2 separate regions of the Mus musculus genome follow, and region 1 is linked to region 2. Evidence: chromatin loops called from intact Hi-C (ENCODE). Cell type or tissue: left cerebral cortex. All regions are shown on one strand. Links, peaks and the distances in the headings refer to the core of each region. The heading gives the core; the rest is flanking DNA.

Region 1 (9,572 bases), core at 1,561-9,560, 48 kb before region 2:
ACCTTCAGAAGTCGGTGCTCTTAACCGCTGAGCCATCTTCCCAGCCCATTTACTTTAATATAACATATGTCCTACTGACCTTCCTCTCTTAAGGTCTGTCTCCAAGTGGCCTCTTTCTCACCTCTACAGGCATTCCAATGGAAAAAAAAAACAAATCTAAACATTCAAAGCTAGGTTCTTTGAATATAATGTAGCATGCATTTGTCTTTCTGAGCCTGGGTTACTTCACTCAGTAGAATACTTTCTAGTTCCATCCATCTACCCAGAGGGATTATAATTTTTTTTTAACCCTTGAATAAAATTCAGTTCCGCTTATATCCCACATTCTCATTACCCATCATCAACTGGTAAACATCTAGGCACACTGGTTCCTATGTGAGTAAGTATTGATGAACATGGATGTACAAGTATTTCTGTAGTCAGAACTAGAGGCTTCAGTTCTACTGGCTGTCTTTCATAATGCTCAGAGGCTGTATGCCTTTGAAAAGTGTTCAATAGTCCTATCCAGCTGGGAACCCTGCAAGCTACGAGAACAACTGATCTGACAAGATATAGACATTGGTACAGTGATGCCACAAATATTATTGGAGTAACTAACTACTTTCAGAATGGATTTTAAGCATATCCTACAAGACGGAACCCATGCTTGGCATTAACTTGGCCAAGAGCCCAGGGCAGGCTAGGTCCTAGGTCCTAGGGGAGAGCCTAGTAATATTATTCTGCTAACTGGTCATAGTAGCAAACCTCCCCATACATTAGTGAACCTCTCAACTCTTTATCAAAAATGCTTCCTTTTACAGTAGATGCAGATTAATACAGAGACCCAGAACCCACGGAGAAGGCCATTAAAGACCTACCATAAATAGGCACCAAGATCCAATCTGAATCTTTTATAAAATCTAGAAATTCAGATGCTACTTATTAAAAAATCCCATCCCAAAAGATAAGAATTTCCATCAAGAATGTTATGGGTGACTGACCAGGGCAGCTGGAAGAAAGACACCCAAGCACCTGTCTTGGGGGGTGGGGCGCTGTGATGGATGGTTATGTGGTGGGGAGATGGGAAAGACGGCATACAATGGGCAGAGGTAGAAGACAGAGAGAAGCCACGGGGTTCATGCACTGTGGAGATTGGTGGAACTGGAGACTTGACCGTGGTGAGGAACAGGCAGATACAGGGAGGCCACGGGGAGGTCCTGGCCCAGGCTGCTACCAAGGCCATGCTTGGATCAGTGGTCTTGTTGCAGCTGGATCTCTGTCAATGTCTATTGTCCAAGTGATCACCAAAAACCAAAGGATATCCATGGTCTGGGCTGTTACGGAGACCATGTGGTGTCTGAAGGCTGTGTGCTGCCACAGGGGCCCATGCTGATCTGAGTAACCTATGCTGTCACCTGAGGCTATGGGGACATAAGGGCCCATACTGCAGCCAGGGGCCATGTCTGGGTCTGCTGTCTTATGGCACTCAGGGTTTGTGCTGACATCACAGGCCCATGTTAGCACCAAAGGCCATGCAGATGTACCTGGTCTGGACTGCTGCCCACACTGTGCTAAGCTGGTCCCATTCTTCCCCAGCCACCACACTCAGAACTGGCGCCACCCTTTATCTGGGGCAACACAGTAGAGCCGATCCGGATATGAGGGAGTGGTTGAGCCAGCCCTGAAGGCATGAGTGAGGGAGAGCCGTTTCTGCTTCTAGTTTATGGTGGGGTGGCTTGGGCAAGGGAAAGATGTCCTTCCCACTTCGTACATCACTGCTTACGGCAGGTGGGAGAGCTGACCCTGAGGTCACGAAAGCAGGAGAGCTGGCCCTGCCCCTCACCTGGGCAGGAGAGTAAAGCTGGCCCTAGTGGTGAAGGCAAGGGTGAGCTAGCCTGAGGGTGTGAGAGCAGGAGAGCCGACCTTGCCCCTTGCCAGCTGTGGCATTGGGTGAGCTAGCCAGCGAATAGCTCACTCACCCTGGTGATGCAGGCACAGGAGAGTTGGTGGGCTGACTAGCTCAGTTACCTCCCAGGCCCAGATCCAGGGTTTTGAGTTGGTCCACCCCAACAGCTACCCCATTTATAATCTGTCTGCTGGAGTAATGGGTCCAGTCTTGCAGATCCAAAGCTGCAGGATCTTCCAAGAGGAGTCCCCGTGTGGATCCAGTATTGATAACGTAACAGAAACCTGGGGCCTCAAAACAAACCAATGACTCACTGCAAGGAACACTTGTAAGTAAAGATGTGTGGACAAAAGGCTACACTGCGGGACAGATCGTGCACACTGCTTCCACTCCAAGAGGTGTGTGTGTTTAAAATTCTATCTTTATTTTTGTGGGGGAGGTTGCAAGGGTGGGGGGCAGATGGGGGATGGCTGGGATTGAGGTACATGATGTGGACCTTCACACAGAATCAATAAAAAGTTAAATAGAAAGAATTTCATGAGGACAGGCTTGGTGGCAGACATCTGTAAGGCCAGCACTTTAGTATTTCTTACTAGAATTACGTGTGCATTCTGTTGTGTCTGGATTCTTTCACTTACTGAATGTTTTCACAATTTATCCCTGTTGCAGTATGTGTCAGTCCTTGATGTTTTTACTGCTAAGTAATAGTCCACTGCATGGACATACCACATTCTATTTAAATGTCCACCCTTTCATGGGCATCTGTGCTATTTGATTTCATCTTTGGGCTATTATGAATAATGTATCTATAAATACCCATGTACAAGTTTTCTGTGAGTATCTTTCGTTTTGCTGTATAGGGATTGAACGTCTGCCTCATGGTTAACTCTATTTAGTCATTGAAGAGCAGAGGCACTTTTTTTCCCCCATAGGGATCAGCCATTTAAATTTTCTGCTGGTGTGTATGTAAGTTCTTACTCTTTCATATTTTTATTACCTCTTGTTATTAATTATCCTACTGAATGTGTAGGGGTATCATCTTCAAGTTTTCAGTTTTTCTTTTTACTATATATTTTTTAGATTATCTGGAGGGGGAGGAATGGGTCTAGGAGGAGTTAGGGGAAGGAGGGGGTGAATACAACTGAAAAATGTATAAAATTCTCACAGAATTAGTAAAAAATATTATACTTAAAAACATTTCTCCCTTCCATCCCACAATTCTCTTTCTTGTTCCCTCCAGGCATATAAATACACATGTAAGTATAGATAAAGGCACATATTATTTTTAAAGATTTATTTATTTATTTATTTTAATGAATACACTCTAGCTGTCTTCAGACACACCAGAAGAGGGCATCAGAGAAGAAGCCACCATGTGGTTGCTGGGAATTGAACTCGTGACCTCTCTTAACCACTGAGCCATCTCTCCAGCACCCTACATATTTTTTCTAACTTAAATGTTCTTATTTATTATTTGGGAATTTCATATATTACATTCCAATCACATTCACTTCCTGGTCCTCTCAGGTCCAGCTTCTGCCACTGTGACATCCTCCAAAACAACAACGAGAAACAACAACAATAATAAAAACCCAAGTTCAACTTGTGTTGCTCATGGGAGCACGCTCAAACTTCCAGTGGCCAGCCCCTTGAAGGTGACTGAGTTCTTTCTCTACCACACCCCCACAAGACGCCAGCAACTGTGAAGAGCTACACTTCGGCATCCCTGTCATAGTTTTTAAGAGTTCTCTTCAATGGCTTCCTGTCTACATTGTTTCTTTTTGAGGCTGTGGGGAGAAAGGTTGTATCAGAAGCCTTCTATGTCCTTCATTCTCCACTATGAGTCTGCGGTCATCAATGTCAGCAGAAGCAGCTTTCTGGCCTGTTAGTCAGTGGCAGCACAAATTGCGGACTTCCATGCGGTTTCTGGCTATAGCATGCTCCATGGACATGTGGCTACACAGTCCACAGACATCCCTGTGGACTTCGGTGGTAACATGGCCACTGGACATCAGTGCCACCCCCAGGCCCAGCACGAATTGTGGGCATTAACACGGCCTCGCTTCGGGTGGCAGCACAGGCCACACAAATCAACACGGTGCTCAGCAGTAGCACAGACCATGGACAGCAGCCTGGCCTCTAGCAGGGACACAGACCACAGACCGCAGCCTCTGACATCAACATGGACCACGGACATCAACAATGGCTCCTCCTGCAGCAAGGCTCATGTATATTTAAACCTAGGTTCTTTATGAATATAAGAGAAGATGTATTTAATTTTTTTTTTTTTGAGACAAGTTCTCATTAAATAGCCCTGGCAGTCCTGGAACTATCTGGTAGACCAGACTTGCCTCAAACTCAGAAGAGAGCCACCTGCATCTGCCCACTGAGTGCTGAAATTCAAGTCACATACAACCACATCTTTTTTAGCCATATATATGCTTTTGAGATTAATACTGTTCAATATATTTTGTGTGCTTATTGGCCATTTGTGTCTTTGGAGAACTTCCCATTTTTATATCTTTTACATATTTTAATTTATTTTTTAGATTTTGGAGGGGGTTAAAAGAACTTAAAAATACAGTAACATAGGGCTAAAGAGCAGGCTAAGTGGGTAGAGAGGCACTTGCATACAAGGGTAATAGTCTGCGCTTCATCCTGTTATCCACAAGGTGTCAGGAGAGAGCTGATTCCCCAGCTCTGCCCACAAGGAGGCAGGCTTTCTGTGGGCACCTCACACACACCCATAGCACCGCCTCTCGCCTAAAATAATAAATGAATAAAACTTAAATTGCAGTTTAAAGATACAGTATAAAAGACAAATAGCAATACAGAAGCCTTAAGAATCCATTCTGTCCAATAGTCCCATAGATATTTTGTAGGAAAAAAACACATTAAAAAAATAGCAGTTCCATCAGCGCCTAGAAAGCAGGATTTAGAACAAGAACTACAAAGCTATTTTAAATAAGAGTCGTCCCAGCCAGATGCTGGGACAGTCGCCTTTAATCCCAGCACTAGGGAGACAGAGACAGGCAAATGTGTGAGTTTCAAGGCCAGCGTGGTCTATACAGTGAATTCAGGATATCCAGAACTGTATAGAGAAAGTCTGTCTAAAAATACAATAACAACAAAAAGCATTCCTATTCCATAGGGGTCATTGCGTTACTCTTGACTCCGGGCACGTCTTGTATTTACCGCGCATGCTCTGTTTTCTTCCACCATGCCACCGGGTCAGACAGAGCAGGGGCTTCACAACACCCCGATTTTTCTTTTTCTCTTTTTTCTTTTTTAGATTTTTAAATTATAATAAATAAGTACACTGTAGCTGTCTTCAGACACACTGGGAGAGGGCATCAGATCTCATTACAGATGGTCATGAGCCATATGTGGTTGCTGGGATTTGAACTCAGGAGCTTTGGAAGAGCAGTCAGTGCTTCCTGCTGAGCCATCTCGCCAGCCCAACACCTGGATTTTTAATTAAAAAATTTAAATACCTCAGGGGCTGGCGAGATGGCTCAGTAACCACTGACTGCTCTTCCAGAGGACCAGATTTGGTTCCTAGCACCCACACGACAGCTTACAACTATCTGTAACTCTAAGATCTGATACCACCCCCCCAGACATATGTGCAGGCAAAACACCAATGCACATAGAACAAAACTAAACCATAAAATTTATCTCATTTCCCTTATATGCACACATAAGCTAGATTTAAAAACACGTATGTGTGTACATCTGTATGCATGTGTGTATATATGTGGAGGGGTCATGAAGCATGAAAGGGAGTCATGAGCAGGAGGAATGGCTATTGTATGTTATACTAACATATAAATGAATACAATACACACCATTTTATTCTCAATGACAAATAAAGCATATGTATGTATGTATGTATGTATGTATTTCTAGAAAGGGTCTCTCTACATAGCCCTGGATGGCCTGAAACACACTATGTAGACCAGGCTGGCCTTGAGTTCAAAGAGCTCTATCTTGCCTCTGCATCCCAAGTGCTGGGATTAAAGCAAATACAATTTTTCGCTTACATGTTTAGTCCCTTTTAAAGCCACTGAGTCAGGGACCCTAGTAGCCCATGGGCCCTTCCATTATTTTTATTTTTAATTTGTGCCTTTAAAAATATTAAATTAAAAAAATCTAGTCATGTACTGAAGAATATCTTCTCCTTTTCTCTTTTCCCTCCAACCCTTCCTGTGTTCCTTGTATGCATGTTTTGTTTTTTGTTGGCTAAGCACTTAGCAGTGGATAACCAATTAGGGAGTTTATCCTCGAGGAAGACTGATTTTTTTTTTCCTCTTTGTCATTAACTGTCTGTAGCTTTTTATCTGGTTGTGGGCCTTGTGAGATTTTCTTTAAAGTCACAGTAGTCTGGGGGGCAGGGGAGAGCAGGCAGAGACAGCAAGAAAAGTTGAGGCAGAAAAGGGGGAGGGAAAAGAGGAAGAAATGAGTTCTGCCACAAGGCTGAACTTCAGACTGTCATTCTCAGTGTGGGAAGGTGTCATTCACAAAGTTCGAGGGATTTAGTCTATGAAGGTCCTCCTGGACATCAGACTCCTCCATCCCATCAGAGGCTAGCTTGTGGCAGTCCTCCAGGGCGCTTCCACATAGGTGCACAGCATGCACACAGTGGTACTCACGAAAAAGTGAATGAGGTGCCCAGTCAACCTTCTTTGGTGAGATCTGCTCCATTTGCATTTGCCAAGTGGATGAACTGATCCTTATAGTTTGTTTGGAAGTGTCTAAAAACAGATCTTCTATGGCCATTGTCTTGGTTACTGTACTTTTGCTGAGAAGAGATGCCAAGGCCACCATAACTCTTATAAAAGAAAGCATTTAATTGGAGGTTTGCTTACAGTTTCAGAAGTTTAGTCCATTATCATCATGGCGGGGAGCATGGTGGTACAACAGGCAGACACATTGCTGGAGAAATAGAAAGTTCTACATTTGGATTCTCAGGTAGCAGGAAGAGAGATGTTGGGCCTGGCGTGGGCTTTTGAAACCTTAAAGCCCACCCCCAGTAACACGCTTCCTCCAATGAGGCCACACCTACCCCAACAGGGCCACACCCCCTAATCCTTTCAAGTAGTGCCACTCTCTGAGCATTCAAATGCTTGAGCCGGAGGAGGCCATTCTTATTCAAACAGCACAGTCATCTTTCATAATTTGGTTCTCTGAAACACTTGAGCATCATTGTGCTAAAGGTCACCTTGCCCGGCAGCCTCTCCCGAAAGACGCAGGATGCAATCCCAGCCGTTCTGGTCAAGGCTCTCCAGGAGCTAGTGTTCAGGGCTGGAGTTTGTCTGGTGGGCCTGGAAGGGAGGGTCCAGGCCCCGCCACACTGTTGCCAGGGCCAAGCTGCTTTCCTTAGCCTTGACTCAGAAGCTCCAGTCAGGCGCCTCAGAATTTTATTTTATGAGTTGTTACATAGTAGACACGAGTTGATCTGACCTATGTACATGAAACATTTTCTTTCATTCTGTGGGCAGACAGTCTGACAGTGTGAGACACACAGCATGAAAGACCTGAGTTTGGATCTCTGCCACCTACATAAAACATCCCAGTGAGGTGGCACATACCTGTAATACTGGCCTGGGGGCGGGGAGGGGGGGGGTGCAAAGCCGGGAGGCTGCCATGCCACGTGCATACGAGAGATGCTGTCCCTTCTAGATACTTATGTCCCCCGGGAATGTCCTCTAGAACATGCTTCTGGGTCACATGGTAGTTCTATTTTTATTATTTTTTTAAAAGGCTCTTCCATATTGTTTCCCATATGGCCGTCCCGATTTCTCTCGACACCCGTACCCACACTTTCTGTCCCCTGTCTTTTGGATGATCACCATCTGAACAGATGTCAGGTGATGATGGCTCATTGTGATTTTGGTCTCTAGTTCCCAGACGGCTAGTGACGCTGACTACCTCTCCATGTACCTGTTGGCCAGCTATGTTTTCTTTGGAAGAAAATGTCTTTTTTGGCCACTTTTTAACTTACCCCCACTCGGCCCCCCCCCCCCGATTTTTAAGACCAGGAACTTCTTCATTCACAGCGTCTTTAGCCTGCTCAGAGTCTCTTGTGTTTCTGTATGCATTTTAGTTGGGATCTTTTTTTAAATGCTTAGAACATTCCCATTATATTTTGAAATGTTGAATTTTTTTTTAAAAAAAAAACTTCTCATTTTTAGAAATATTGTATTAAGGGCGAAATGTCACTTCAGGAACTTGAGAAGGAATTCTAATATTGGATAAAGCTTTAAAAAAACAGAGAGAGGTGTAATAAAAAAGGCTCACAAAGCAGCTAAAATGTTCTCCCTACAGTTTAAAAAGAAAGTGATGTTATTTAATATGGAGCAATTGAGTTTCTTGGGACTATGACAGACAAGTTTTTGAGAATCTATGGAGGGTTTGCTGGGATCATAATTAGGCTAACATGCTCTTGTGTGTAGCCTGCAGCCTGACCGAAATATGAACGGTGAACACCGTGAGTCCATTTGAAAGGTCTGCCACAGGATCTTGTCTGGAAGGCTTGTTAGGGAGCTGATAGAGCTCTTTTCAAAGTCTGTGGCATCTTTAGTTTGTGGGTCTTAGCTGGAGGAAGTAGGTCTGTAGGGGGTGGGTCTTAGCTGGAGGAAGTAGGTCTGTAGGGGGTGGGTCTTAGCTGGAGGAAGTAGGTCGGTCGGGGGATGCCTTAGACGGTCTTAGTCTGGCTCATGATGAGTCCTGTTGGTTTTTGCATCCTGATCTGCACGGTGGTGGCAGCTTCTACCACACAGTCCCCTGCCAGCAGCTGAGCTGCCCTGCCATGCCTTCTCAGCCATGATATACTAAAATGGTAAAACCTAAAAATAAACCCTAAAATAGGATCTCTCTGTGTAGCCCAGACTGGTCTTGAACTTATAACTCTCCTGCCTTGACCCCTGTAGTTCTAGGATTACAGGTGTGCAACACCATGCCTGACTTGACTTTTTTTTTTTTAAAAAGCTTTCTGGAAAAAATAGAGACCTAAGCTGTATGTCCAACTATCGCAATATAATATGTGTACGGAGAAGCAATTATTCAGTCTGGGACACAGCTAGGGTAGCCCAGCATTCAGCTTTGTCTATTTGATGGTCTAATTTGTCACCCAAGTGTCCCAGAGTGGCTAGAAAGCTACATAGCTTTACTAGATCAATGCTACTGTCTTTGAACTTGGACCAAAACTCAATGCCATACTCAACAGCTATGCTGAGGAAATAAGCTGCCACCATTTAATTGATATAGTGTCAATGTTCTTATTTTATATTTTGAGATAGACTGTCATGTAGCTGGGGGTGGCCTTGAACTCCTGATCTTCCTACTTTTACCTCCTATATGCTAAGATTACAGGCATGTGTCACTATATCTGGCTCAATGCTTATTTATTTACTTTATCATCATTGTCGTCATCATCATCATCATCATTATCATTATTTTGAGCCAGGATCTCTCTATGTAGCCCTGGATGTCCTGGAATTCATTATGTAGACCAGGCTGGCCTCAGAGTCACAGAGATCTTCCATGCCTCTGCCTTCCAACTGCTGGGATTAGAGGTGTGCACGACTATACCCAGCTCTATATTTAATTCTTTTATTGGATTCTATACTGAATACTTTTTAGGGAGTGGAAAACTATTTTAACAAACTATTAGCAGTACAAAATA
Region 2 (11,304 bases), core at 1,877-9,876:
AAAGCCTGTTAGGGGAATAGTGTGAGATTTTACCTTTTTCTCCCTGTGATTGGTTGGCTCTAGCTCTAGGGGTGTGGGTGCCTTTGTGATTGGTTAAGGCTCTGGGGGACTTTGGGGACTTTTGTTGGTTAACTGTATTTGGCTCATGCTGAATGACTGAGGTGCCTACTGAACCTATCAAAGCAGACTTGACCTCCTGGCTCTCCTGCATCCCTCAGCCCCCATCTGTTAAAAGGCCCTCCCAGTTGGCATACCCTGTCCACTATCCTAGATCTTCCAGCCCCAGAGGCTGGGCTGTCCTTCCCTATATAATATAACCATTTGGTGACCTGATCCATTTAGTTTACTCTCTTTTGGGCCTCCTGGCTGTTGCATCCGGTTCTCCTTTCCCCTCTTTTCTCCTCTCCGCTCAGGGTCACGTTCACTCTCCCAGATGTCCCTATCATTGACCATGCTCTTTTATCTACAGTAAACTTTCTCCTCCACCATACCTAGAATCTCTCTCTCTCTTCTCTCTCTCTCTCTCTCTCTCTCTCTCTCTTTCTTCTTTCTTTCTTTCTTTTTTTCTTTCTTTCTTTCTTTCTTTCTTTCTTTCTTTCTTTCTTTCTTTCTTTCTTTCTTCCTTCCTTCCTTCCTTCCTTCCTTCCTTCCTTCCTTCCTTCCTTCCTTCCTTCCTTCCTTCCTCTCTCTCTCTCTCTCTCTCTCTCTCTCTCTCTCTCTCTCTCTCTTTCTTTTCATTCAAGAAGGGTTGCCAAAGGAGCCTCAATCCAGAGGTTGAGAACCACTAGGCTATAGTTTGTTAAGTAGGGTTGTCTACCTGGCTAGTGAGCCTCAGGGATCCACCTGACTCCATCACCCCAGTGTTGATATTCCAAGTACATGTCAGTCCACCCGGTTTTAAAAACAAATTATTCTTTGATAATTGTATACAGTGTGCGTTGAACACATTCACCCCCACTCCTCTCCTACCTCCTCTAAGATCCACCCCCACCTCTATCCCCTCTCGGCTTGGTGCTCTCTTTTATGTGTGCGTGCTCAGCTTTTTAGTGTGGGTTATAGGAATGGAACTTATGTCCTGGTTCATATAAGGCAAGCACTTTACCTACAGAGCTATCTCCCAAGCAATAGTCTTCATGAAAGATCCTTTGTATGATTTTTCTATAGCGGCACAATTGGGGACATACATAGCTGCTTCCTGTGTCACTTTTCCTGAGGCTTGTCACTGTTCTCGAGCCCAGTGATGACTTAGAGGCCATGCTGGAAACTTGCTGGGTCTTTGCACATAAAACACGGTCCTACATTTCCCCCTCACAATGTATAGCATTTGGGGTGCATTTATAATTGATGCTTAAGAAGAGATTTCTCCAGGAAGTAGGGATGTTGGTCCTCACTCTCTGCTCTGCTGTTGCTGCTGAGAGTCTGACTTACTCCCCTGGAGCTAACTATTGGCTTTATTTCTTCTTCACAATTCCAGCATCTCATGATATGTCTGGCTCCATCTGTTTTCAGTCAGAGTGACTCAGTTAGCTGGCTGGCTTATGCTAGTTTTCCTAAAGAATCTCTCTTAGACCCTCTCATCAATGACAGAAAATCTTCTCTGCAATACTTCTTTACAGAGGGGTATACGGGTGACCAACACTGAAACCCTGGGTTCTCCCATTTCTGTGGAATGAGCTGTTGGGAATATATGGTCTCTTGGGCAGGGGCATTCCTGAGTCAAGTTGTCACTTGGCACCAGGCTTTTCCATGCTTCCCAAAGCCAGACATTTCCCTAGAGAGAGTGACTGTATTAGTTACTTTCTTATTGCTGTGGGGGAATGCAGTGGCCAAGGCCACTAATAGGATGAAACGGTTATGTAGGTGTACAGTTCCTGTTAAGGCCTAGATGGAATGTTAAGGCCTAGATGGAATGTGAAGGCATGGGTAACTGTTACCTATCTAGCCTTTCATTTTGTGCTGTTACTAATATTGTAAGGACATTTTTCTCATATGTTGTTTCTGCTGTTACTAGGAAACTTTCTCATGCCCAAGTTAATTACATATTCTGATATGTTCTGTGCCCCTGGAAACCAATCATGATAGAATTCAGTAGAAGTGCTTTATATAGTTGCCCACAATAAGCTTGGACCTGAACCAACCACCCAGCAGCACTTCCTGCACCTGGGTAAAGGCTTTTATGGTATTTGCTTTTATAGGCTATCCTGGGATGGACCCCAGCACAAGAAGAGAGACACCTGCACCAATATAAGAAGCTATTTGGAATAAGACTTCCATTTTGAGTGGAAGTGGAGTAAAGTTTAAGTTCCCAAGACCTCCCTGGGAACTGACACCCTGCTTGGCAGAAAGAGACATGGACATGGGTAACCGACATACTGATTGACAAGTTAAGACATGAATGTTAGGCAAGTCCCATTCTGGTTGACAAGTTAAGACATGAATGTCAGGCAAAGCAAGTCCCCCATCACAGTTGAATACCCCCAACCAATGGAAATAGAACAAATGTACAACAAAGAATTTCCTAAGGAAATTCCCTATCCCTAAATCCTGATTGGTGGAATAATTTGGCACAGATGTTTGTAGATCTTGGACTCAAAAAGCCCTATAGGATCTTGTTACAGTTAGTTCCCATGTCTTACTCGTGGCACTGATCGATCAGTCTTGGAGTGTGGTATTCAATAAACCACCCTTGTTTGACTGAGATCCATGTCTGAGTGGTTTGTATGGCAATTCACAGACCCCAACACTTCTAAAGGGGTGGGATCCATCATGGTTGTAAGAGTGACATTAGGGAGACATGACCTCAGGAACAAAACAACCTCAAGTAGGAAGCAGAGGGAACCCGCCCTCAATGATAAATGCAAGCCACACCTCCTAAACCTCCCAAACAGTGTCACCAACTGGGGACCAAGCTTCCAAAGGTCTGAGCCTACGGTGCGGGAAGAACTTTTATTCAAACCACAACAGTCCCTCCACTTCTTCTCGGGGCTCCATCAAAATGCAAACCGCATTGAATCCACCTGCAAAAGTCTCCATAATCCTTCACAGTCTCCACACAGTTTAGAAGGGCAGAGCGTCCAGGCACTCTTGATGGCAAGTTCCTGCAAAATCACAAAAAGCTAATGAGATACTTTCAACATATAATGGCACAGAATATGCATCTCTATTCCAAAAGAATGGAGCGAGTGAGGACATACTGGGCTAAAGTGAATAAGAAAAAGAAATCAAAGGTAGACATGATTGCTTCTAAGGGGTTGAGGCTTTTATTATAGATATGAAGAAGAATACAATTAGAGGCAGGGGCAGAGACATATGGAAAAGTAGAGTGGACAGGGCCAGCAAACCGAGCTGGGCCCTACGAGGAGACAGGGGAGAGGAGGTGGGGAGAGCCCAAAGTCTAAGGACGGTACCTAAGAGGCCAAGAAGTAAAAAGGACAGATGTAACCACATTAGCTGGATTATATGGGGCAGGGCAGCCCAGCCCCTGGGCTATAGAGTTTAGTATAAGGAGTGAGTTATGCCAGCCAGGAGGGCCCTGTAACAATTAGGGACTGAAGGATGCTGGGGGAAATTTCACTAGGAGTGAAAATATCCACATTATATGTTAATAGGCACCTCCAGTTAGCCATTAGTCCTGTGTTTGAGACTAACACAAAAGCAAGACCATACCCTGGCAGGACAAAGGCCAAATTGTAGCTCTGTGTCTGATGCCAGTGGGCTTAGATAGCCCCACACTTCTAACTTTGCTGCCTGCAACATACATTTCTTTGTTCTGACTCTTTGGCAGCTACATCATGCCCGAGACATATCCAATGTCTTGGGGTCTCTAATGTGATGCAGGCTTCACCTCCACAACCTCATACAGTGACCCATTGGTCCCTATTGCACTCTCAGAGTCCTCATGAAGAGACTACCCTATCATACATTGCCTGTCCTTTGTTGCTCTCTAAAACTGCATTAGATTCGATGACCCCTTTATTCTTGACTCCTTGTCACATTGCCAAGTTTGGTGGCCAACTTGGGATGGAGACTGGGTCCTTGAATCACGTTTGCAGCAACTTCTGTGTGTTGTTTCTTTCCATGAGCAGAAAATCCCTTAGGCCTTTTCAGGAGTTGGCAGCTTAGCTAGAAGGGGTCTTGCTCTGAGACACTCTTTATTGTAAGACAGATCAGGCCTCTGCTTAATCTCATCTCTTTGAGCACAAACCTTGGCTGCAACATTAAGTTTTTGCTCTTTCTTTTCTTCAAAAGGTACATTTTGTATTTTTCTTCACTTGCTCATTTTCACTGTAGACCGGTCTAAGCATGGATAGCAATAACTACATGACAGAGTCAATATGAGGTGGTCTTGAAATCTTCACCAAAGAAATCAAGCAAGTCCCTAGGACTGGAACGGGGAAATCAGCCAGTTATCACAGGAATAGTCTTCTGCTAATATCGTTTCTCCCGAAACCTCTTGAGCTGGGCCTCCACTGTCCACATTGCTCTCAGCGCTGTTTTCTAAGCTTCTACTAGGATGTCCCAAGAGCCTCTTTATAGAGCAAGTTCAAATACTTTTCTAGTCCAAAGTTTCAAAGTCTTCCACTTTCCTCAAAGACAGCATGGTTGGGTCTCTTGCAGCAACATCCCACTCCTGGTACTAATTTCTGTCTTAGCTCAGGCTTCTCATACTATGACAAAATACCATGACTAATGGCAACTTTCATCTTATGCTTCTCAAACCACACATTACCACCGAGGAAAGTCAGAGCAGGAACCTGGAGTAGGAAACTAAAGCAGAAGCCATGGAGGATTGCTGCTTAGTTGCTTATTCTCAATGACTTGCTCATCTTTCTTTCTTTCTTTTTTTTTTAAAGATTTATTTATTTATTTGTTTATTTATTTATTTATTTATTTATTTATTATATGTAAGTACACTGTAGCTGTCCTCAGACACTCCAGAAGAGGGAGTCAGATCTCATTACAGATGGTTGTGAGCCACCATGTGGTTGCTGGGATTTGAACTCCTGGCCTTCAGAAGAGCAGTCGGGTGCTCTTACCCACCGAGCCATCTCACCAGCCCTCATCTTTCTTTCTTATACGGCCCAGGGCCACCTGCACAGGATGGACTGGATCCTCCTATTATCAATCATCAAGACAATACTTCACAGGCTTGTCCACAGGTCAAACTTATGGAAACATTATTTCAGTTAAGATTCCCTCTTCACAGATATGTCTGAGATTGTGTCAACAGCACTTAAAAATTTTCTTTTGGTGTGTGGGGGAAAAAAAAAAGAAGCAGATTTTAGTCATTTGTGAGAATTTTCTTCTACCGAAGACAAATATGGCAGGATTTATGTTGCGTAGGAGTTCCTAAGGAAAGAACAGATAGATAGCCAAATTGTATGCTAAAGAGCTTCTGGAGGGCTTTAAAGCCCGTGGAGCTGTTCGCGGAAAACATCCATGACAGAAGAATACAGGGGAAGCTGATACATCCTGCCCCAGAGCTGGGCAATTTTACCCCCAGACGAAGGAGAGCACATTTCCTTCCAGCAGGAAATTATTCTAGGTGGCGCTGCTTTGCCTAGGTGGGAACTCCTCCAACAGGCAGGTATGGTGAGTGGGAGGTAACACCTACAACTGCACCCACAGACCACTCTCCCCCAGGGAGCTAACAGGAGCAGGAGGGGAGGTCCTGGGTGAAAGAGCTGAGCAGATTAAGTCCAGCTCGCTGAGTCTATCAGGTGTGGATAAATGTAGACAATGTTAAGGGTTACAGATCTGAGGGGAAAGGTTTCCTCAATGCAAGTGTTGCAGCATCGAGGGAAAAGGTTTCTGTGGTATGTGTTTTGGGGAACCAGCTGTAGTTCTGTATCCTCCATTTCCTCCTTCAGGGCGTCCAGGCACCGCTGCACACCAAGCTGGATTCTGGACTAGCTGGGACTAGGGGCCGTTTCTGAGGATTTCAGTGTTACAGCTCTCTTAGAAGATACTCAATGAAACGGCTCTCTTAGAAGATCTTCAGTGAAACAGCTGGTGCCCATACACAATATTTTGGGGTGAACAGAGGCTATAATGTGAACCTTGGAGAGCGGGAGGAGTTTTCATGGTGGACGTAAAATCGTTGTTTGGAGCTTAACTGTGAATACCTCGTTTGTATGGAGAGGCATTCCAGGAATCCCAGGTCCTTGCTGGGCAGGTTCTTATTGGGGAAAGAGGAAGCTGAATTTGTTGGTTTGCCAAAAGCTATAAAACTTTCCTCAGGTCTGGCTCCCTAAACAAAGTCAGAGAATGGGCAGCAGTGCTGGAAAAAAGGAGTCCTCCATTTTGAGCCGAGCTCAGAGGAGCTATCCAGACATGGTAGACTTCGACCTTAAGTAGCAGTATTTACCAACACGTTCCCCCAAAGGAAGTATTGCAGCTCTGAAAGGAAAAGTATCCTGGCAGTTGGGAGCCAATTAATAACACAAAGTCACACCGTACAACAAACCTCACACAAGAGCTTTATTAGGAAAGACAGGAGGGTGGTTGTCTCTGCTTGGAAAGAAGCAACGGGGAACTGAGGAGGAGACAGGCTTACATTGGGTTTCTTGTCAGCTGAGTTTTCCAGGGTGGAGAGTTCCAGGGCAGAGATTAGTGGGATTTCCAGGCAAGCCCAGGGATTGGTGGGATTTTTGAGTTCAGGGATTGGTGGGATTTCAAGCTCCAGGATTGGTGGGGTTTTGAGCTCAGGCATCGGTGGATTTTCCAACACTGAAGTGGGCCACTTTTTACCACACAGAAGAGCTCCAGGATGTGTAACTATAACGCCTCAGTGAGAAAGGCCGAGGATTATAGGAAACCAATTAAGTTAGCGCCTTCTATTCATGCTTCCTATTCAAACTTGATCTGTAGAGGAAGCAACTGATAAGATCGGGTGGAACCTTCCATACTGTATTATGCGGTTTATGTTCTACTTTAGTATCTTCTTTCTGTGACCTTCCGTGGTCACCTGACATTTTTTCAGAAGAGAAGACAAAGCACTTTGATGGAGCTTCCCCAAGATTATCTTTGTAGCCCCACTGTCTGTTGTGGAATGGTTCAGCATGTTGTTTGGTCTTGCCTACCCTCCGGAAAGGTTTTGTTTAGATAGTGACTAATGCTAACCCCTACGTGTTTTGCAGATTTGGAAAGCCATTGGAGAGACAAACAGGTACAATGATGCTTTCTCCTATCTTGCAACTGGAGCTGGGTTAATTAAAAGGAAATAGAAAAAAAATCCCAAAGTTTGTAAGGTTATGGAATGAAAATCCAGTGTCAGGAGCTCTCCCAACCCATGTCTTCCTATGAGCTGTTGGCCAGAGAAGACCCTGAGGGCCCACAAACCATAAAGGCTATTGCTACTGTGGTTGGTTGTATACCGGAAATAGGTGGTGAGAACCTATTGCTGAAGATACCACATGCTTTGACTCCAGGAATGGAGAAATTAAGCTGAGACTGAGTTGGAAACTCCCAGCCTGCTGGCTGACTTTCATTGAGCCAGAAGGGGCCATTCAGACCCTGGGTAGAGATCTGTCATCAATATTCCTGCTTGGCTCTGAACCCTGAGTGCTAAGGTACTGACATGCTGGGCCTGCTTGTCCAATAGTGGCTCAGTTATCATGTGTAAGACCAACAGACTTCCTAATGGATTTAAGGCCCACTTCATGAGAGGGAGTTCAAGCCTAGTACTGAAAACTAGAACAAAAACCTATGACTGAACAGATCATAGGTCCAAATGCAGAAGCAACTTCTGTGATTTTCTACATGGATGATGTACCTGTCAAACTGTCTTCTAAATGTCTAATTCACTCTCATACAGGATAGTTATTGCCAGCCTCAGCTCACAACCCGTGATGAAGATCCTGAGAACAAGTGTCATGGTGACTCATCTCTTAGTCAATCTATAGCCATCCTCTTCACAGCTCCTAGATCACTGCAGAAGATGGGTGGAAAAAAATAGAAGAGCCAGAGGAAAGGGTGGAAACTATTATATATATCAGCTTCTCCCAAGAAGTGAAACATTCTATACTCTAGCAGAAGGGGAACAAGTCTAGTTTCAGGAAGTCTCTGAAACTGAACAGATTCACAAGGTTCTTCCTTGACAGAGTAAACAATAAAAGCTGGGAGTTGGTCTCAAAGGAAATGAAGCTGAGCTGCAAAGAGTCTTAAGACCAGAATAACTGCTGGGAAGAAGCAGAAACCAACCCAGCTGTTGAGCTGTTTGAAAAAAGGTTTAGACCAACTGAGGCACATGGAAAGGACACTCTCCAACCTGTTGAGCTTCTTGTAGGTTGTGCAGTGTGCTCCAGGTTCCCAGATTTGTGAGCTGTCATCCACACTGGGCTAGGCTTTGGTGAGGCAGCTATGTTTAGGTCATTTCTGTTCCTGTAAGTAACCCCTTGCCCATATTTCTGTAATTAACTGCAGTAAAACTTGTGGCTCATCAAGTTGACTTTGGTGGTATCTGTAGTTTGATTTGTTATGTGCTCCTTATTTGGGATGAGTAGATGTGTATGTTGTATCTCCTCGAGAAAAGTTTTCTCACACACAATGTGGGGGTAGGCTGGCCAGCAACAGTAATGTAGGATTGATCACAAATGTGGGGGAGTTGATTTAAAAAAACATTAAGTAATAAAAAGCAAGTATCTAACCCTTAAAAATAAGAATATTAGGGGAATCAATAGAAAAGTTGAGTATTCACAGTTAGTTGAGTGACTGAGGGAAAGCAATAGAATGAAGGTAGCAAAGATATGTGAACCAAGACAGCACCAAACCACAAAAAAAGGAGGAGGGTGGGGAGAAGGAAAGATGAAAAGGAACAAATTTGCAAAACATTCATATTCTTATCATAACATTGAATGTGAATAGATAAAATACCTCACTCGAATGGTTGAAAAATGACCCAGAGACGCTATCTACAAGAAACTCACTCCACCAGTGAAGACCAAAAAAAGTTAATAGTTAGGAAATTTATTTCAGGCAAATAGACACCAAAAGTGAGCAGGAGTAAGTTATATCAGACAAATAACTACAAAAAGACAAAGAAGGAAACCATATGATTATAAAAGGATAAAGTAAGCAAAAGGAAATAATTATAATTTACAAAGCAAGATATCGATAGAGAGAGAGAGAGATAACTCCAATACAATCAACGTTGAAGAGTTCAACACAAGTCTGAAGCCTCTAAGACCTATGGGACAAAACTAAAAACAGTACCTAATTCCTAGTCTGTTGCATACAAGTGCAAGATGCGCTTATTACATGTTCTGTGGTCAACCATGATGATGTGTCAAAAGAATATAGACATCAGGCTGAAGGAGCTTTTGCTGAACACATCTGGGGATATTTAGAGTACTATGATCTAAATATATGAGTCACCACATAAACCATGGTGTAGGAAACCAGTGACTCATACTATATCATTAAAACTTGATGAGATGAAGATAATTTAATGAATTGCAAGTTTGTCTTCTGATTTTTTTTTGTTTTTTTGTTTTTTTGTTTTTACCAAGGAGAGAAGGATCAATTGAAGATGGAAGAGAGATGTCAACTTACCAAAACCAACTCTGATCACACAAGTGTGTCAACTTAGACTAAATGGACAAATATTTCAAAATACAAAGTATTTTAATTTTCTCAGTATGAAATAGATAAACAACTAGTCCTATACTATGACAGAAATTAAAGCTACAATTAAAAACCTCTGTCCCAAATTTTTTTCCCATTTTTTATTAGATATTTAGCTCATTTACATTTCCAATGCTATACCAAAAGTCCCCCATACCCACCCACCCCCAATCCCCTACCCACCCACTCCCCCTTTTTGGCCCTGGCGTTCCCCTGTACTGGGGCATATAAAGTTTGCGTGTCCAATGGGCCTCTCTTTCCAGTGATGGCCGACTAGGCCATCTTTTGATACATATGCAGCTAGAGTCAAGAGCTCCGGGGTACTGGTTAGTTCATAATGTTGTTCCGCCTATAGGGTTGCAGATCCCTTTAGCTCCTTGGCTACTTTCTCTAGCTCCTCCATTGGGAGCCCTGTGATCCATCCATTAGCTGACTGTGAGCATCCACTTCTGTGTTTGCTAGGCCCCGGCATAGTCTCACAAGAGACAGCTACATCTGGGTCCTTTCGATAAAATCTTGCTAGTGTATGCAATGGTGTCAGCGTTTGGATGCTGATTATGGGGTGGATCCCTGGATATGGAAGTCTCTACATGGACCATCCTTTCATCTCAGCTCCAAACTTTGTCTCTGTAACTCCTTCCAAGGGTGTTTTGTTCCCATTTCTAAGGAGGGGCATAGTGTCCACACTTCAGTCTTCATTTTTCTTGAGTTTCATGTGTTTAGGAAATTGTATCTTATATCTTGGGTATCCTAGGTTTTGGGCTAATATCCACGTATCAGTGAGTACATATTGTGTGAGTTCCTTTGTGAATGTGTTACCTCACTCAGGATGATGCCCTCCAGGTCCATCCATTTGCCTAGGAATTTCATAAATTCATTCTTTTTAATAGCTGAGTAGTACTCCATTGTGTAGATGTACCACATTTTCTGTATCCATTCCTCTGTTGAGGGGCATCTGGGTTCTTTCCAGCTTCTGGCTATTATAAATAAGGCTGCTATGAACATAGTGGAGCATGTGTCCTTCTTACCAGTTGGGGCATCTTCTGGATATATGCCCAGGAGAGGTATTGCTGGATCCTCCGGTAGTACTATGTCCAATTTTCTGAGGAACCGCCAAACTGATTTCCAGAGTGGTTGTACAAGCCTGCAATCCCACCAACAATGGAGGAGTGTTCCTCTTTCTCCACATACTAGCCAGCATCTGCTGTCACCTGAATTTTTGATCTTAGCCATTCTGACTGGTGTGAGGTGGAATCTCAGGGTTGTTTTGAGTTGCATTTCCCTGATGATTAAGGATGTTGAACATTTTTTCAGGTGCTTCTCTGCCATTCGGTATTCCTCAGGTGAGAATTCTTTGTTCAGTTCTGAGCCCCATTTTTTAATGGGGTTATTTGATTTTCTGAAGTCCACCTTCTTGAGTTCTTTATATATGTTGGATATTAGTCCCCTATCTGATTTAGGATAGGTAAAGATCCTTTCCCAATCTGTTGGTGGTCTTTTTGTCTTATTGACGGTGTCTTTTGCCTTGCAGAAACTTTGGAGTTTCATTAGGTCCCATTTGTCAATTCTCAATCTTACAGCACAAGCCATTACTGTTCTGTTCAGGAATTTTTCCCCTGTGCCCATATCTTCAAGGCTTTTCCCCACTTTCTCCTCTATCAGTTTCAGTGTCTCTGGTTT

What was found. Hi-C counts contacts between places; a loop is a spot of excess contacts. Peaks named below come from ENCODE experiments on the same cell type or tissue, not always from the same donor. Only the 100,000 strongest peaks of a DNase experiment are listed, where the experiment ranks them.
Region 1: it touches region 2 in a loop (2.3-fold over the local background); 9 of 42 quality-filtered maps call a loop at or near these places.

What each region holds. Positions count from the first base shown.
Region 1 is chr9:106,527,470-106,537,041 of GRCm38, forward strand. It overlaps a transcript of Iqcf3 not described here. Among named protein-coding and RNA genes, the nearest start is that of Iqcf5, 18 kb to the left of the region's middle. In left cerebral cortex, for the core only: CTCF peaks have their summits at 3,342 and 4,564 (motif pointing right); DNase peaks (open chromatin) are centred at 4,582, 7,322, 7,712 and 8,544; H3K27ac peaks cover 1,474 bases.
Region 2 is chr9:106,574,847-106,586,150 of GRCm38, forward strand. It overlaps Gm39420 (a long non-coding RNA gene), which reads right to left. Exons shown (of 3, transcript XR_871142.2): 3 at 2,793-3,098. Gm39421 (a long non-coding RNA gene) reads left to right here and starts at 5,425. Exons shown (of 3, transcript XR_871146.3): 1 at 5,425-5,587; 2 at 7,140-7,168; 3 at 7,817-8,610. In left cerebral cortex, for the core only: no CTCF peak of the experiment used is centred there; DNase peaks (open chromatin) are centred at 5,379 and 7,892; H3K27ac peaks cover 728 bases.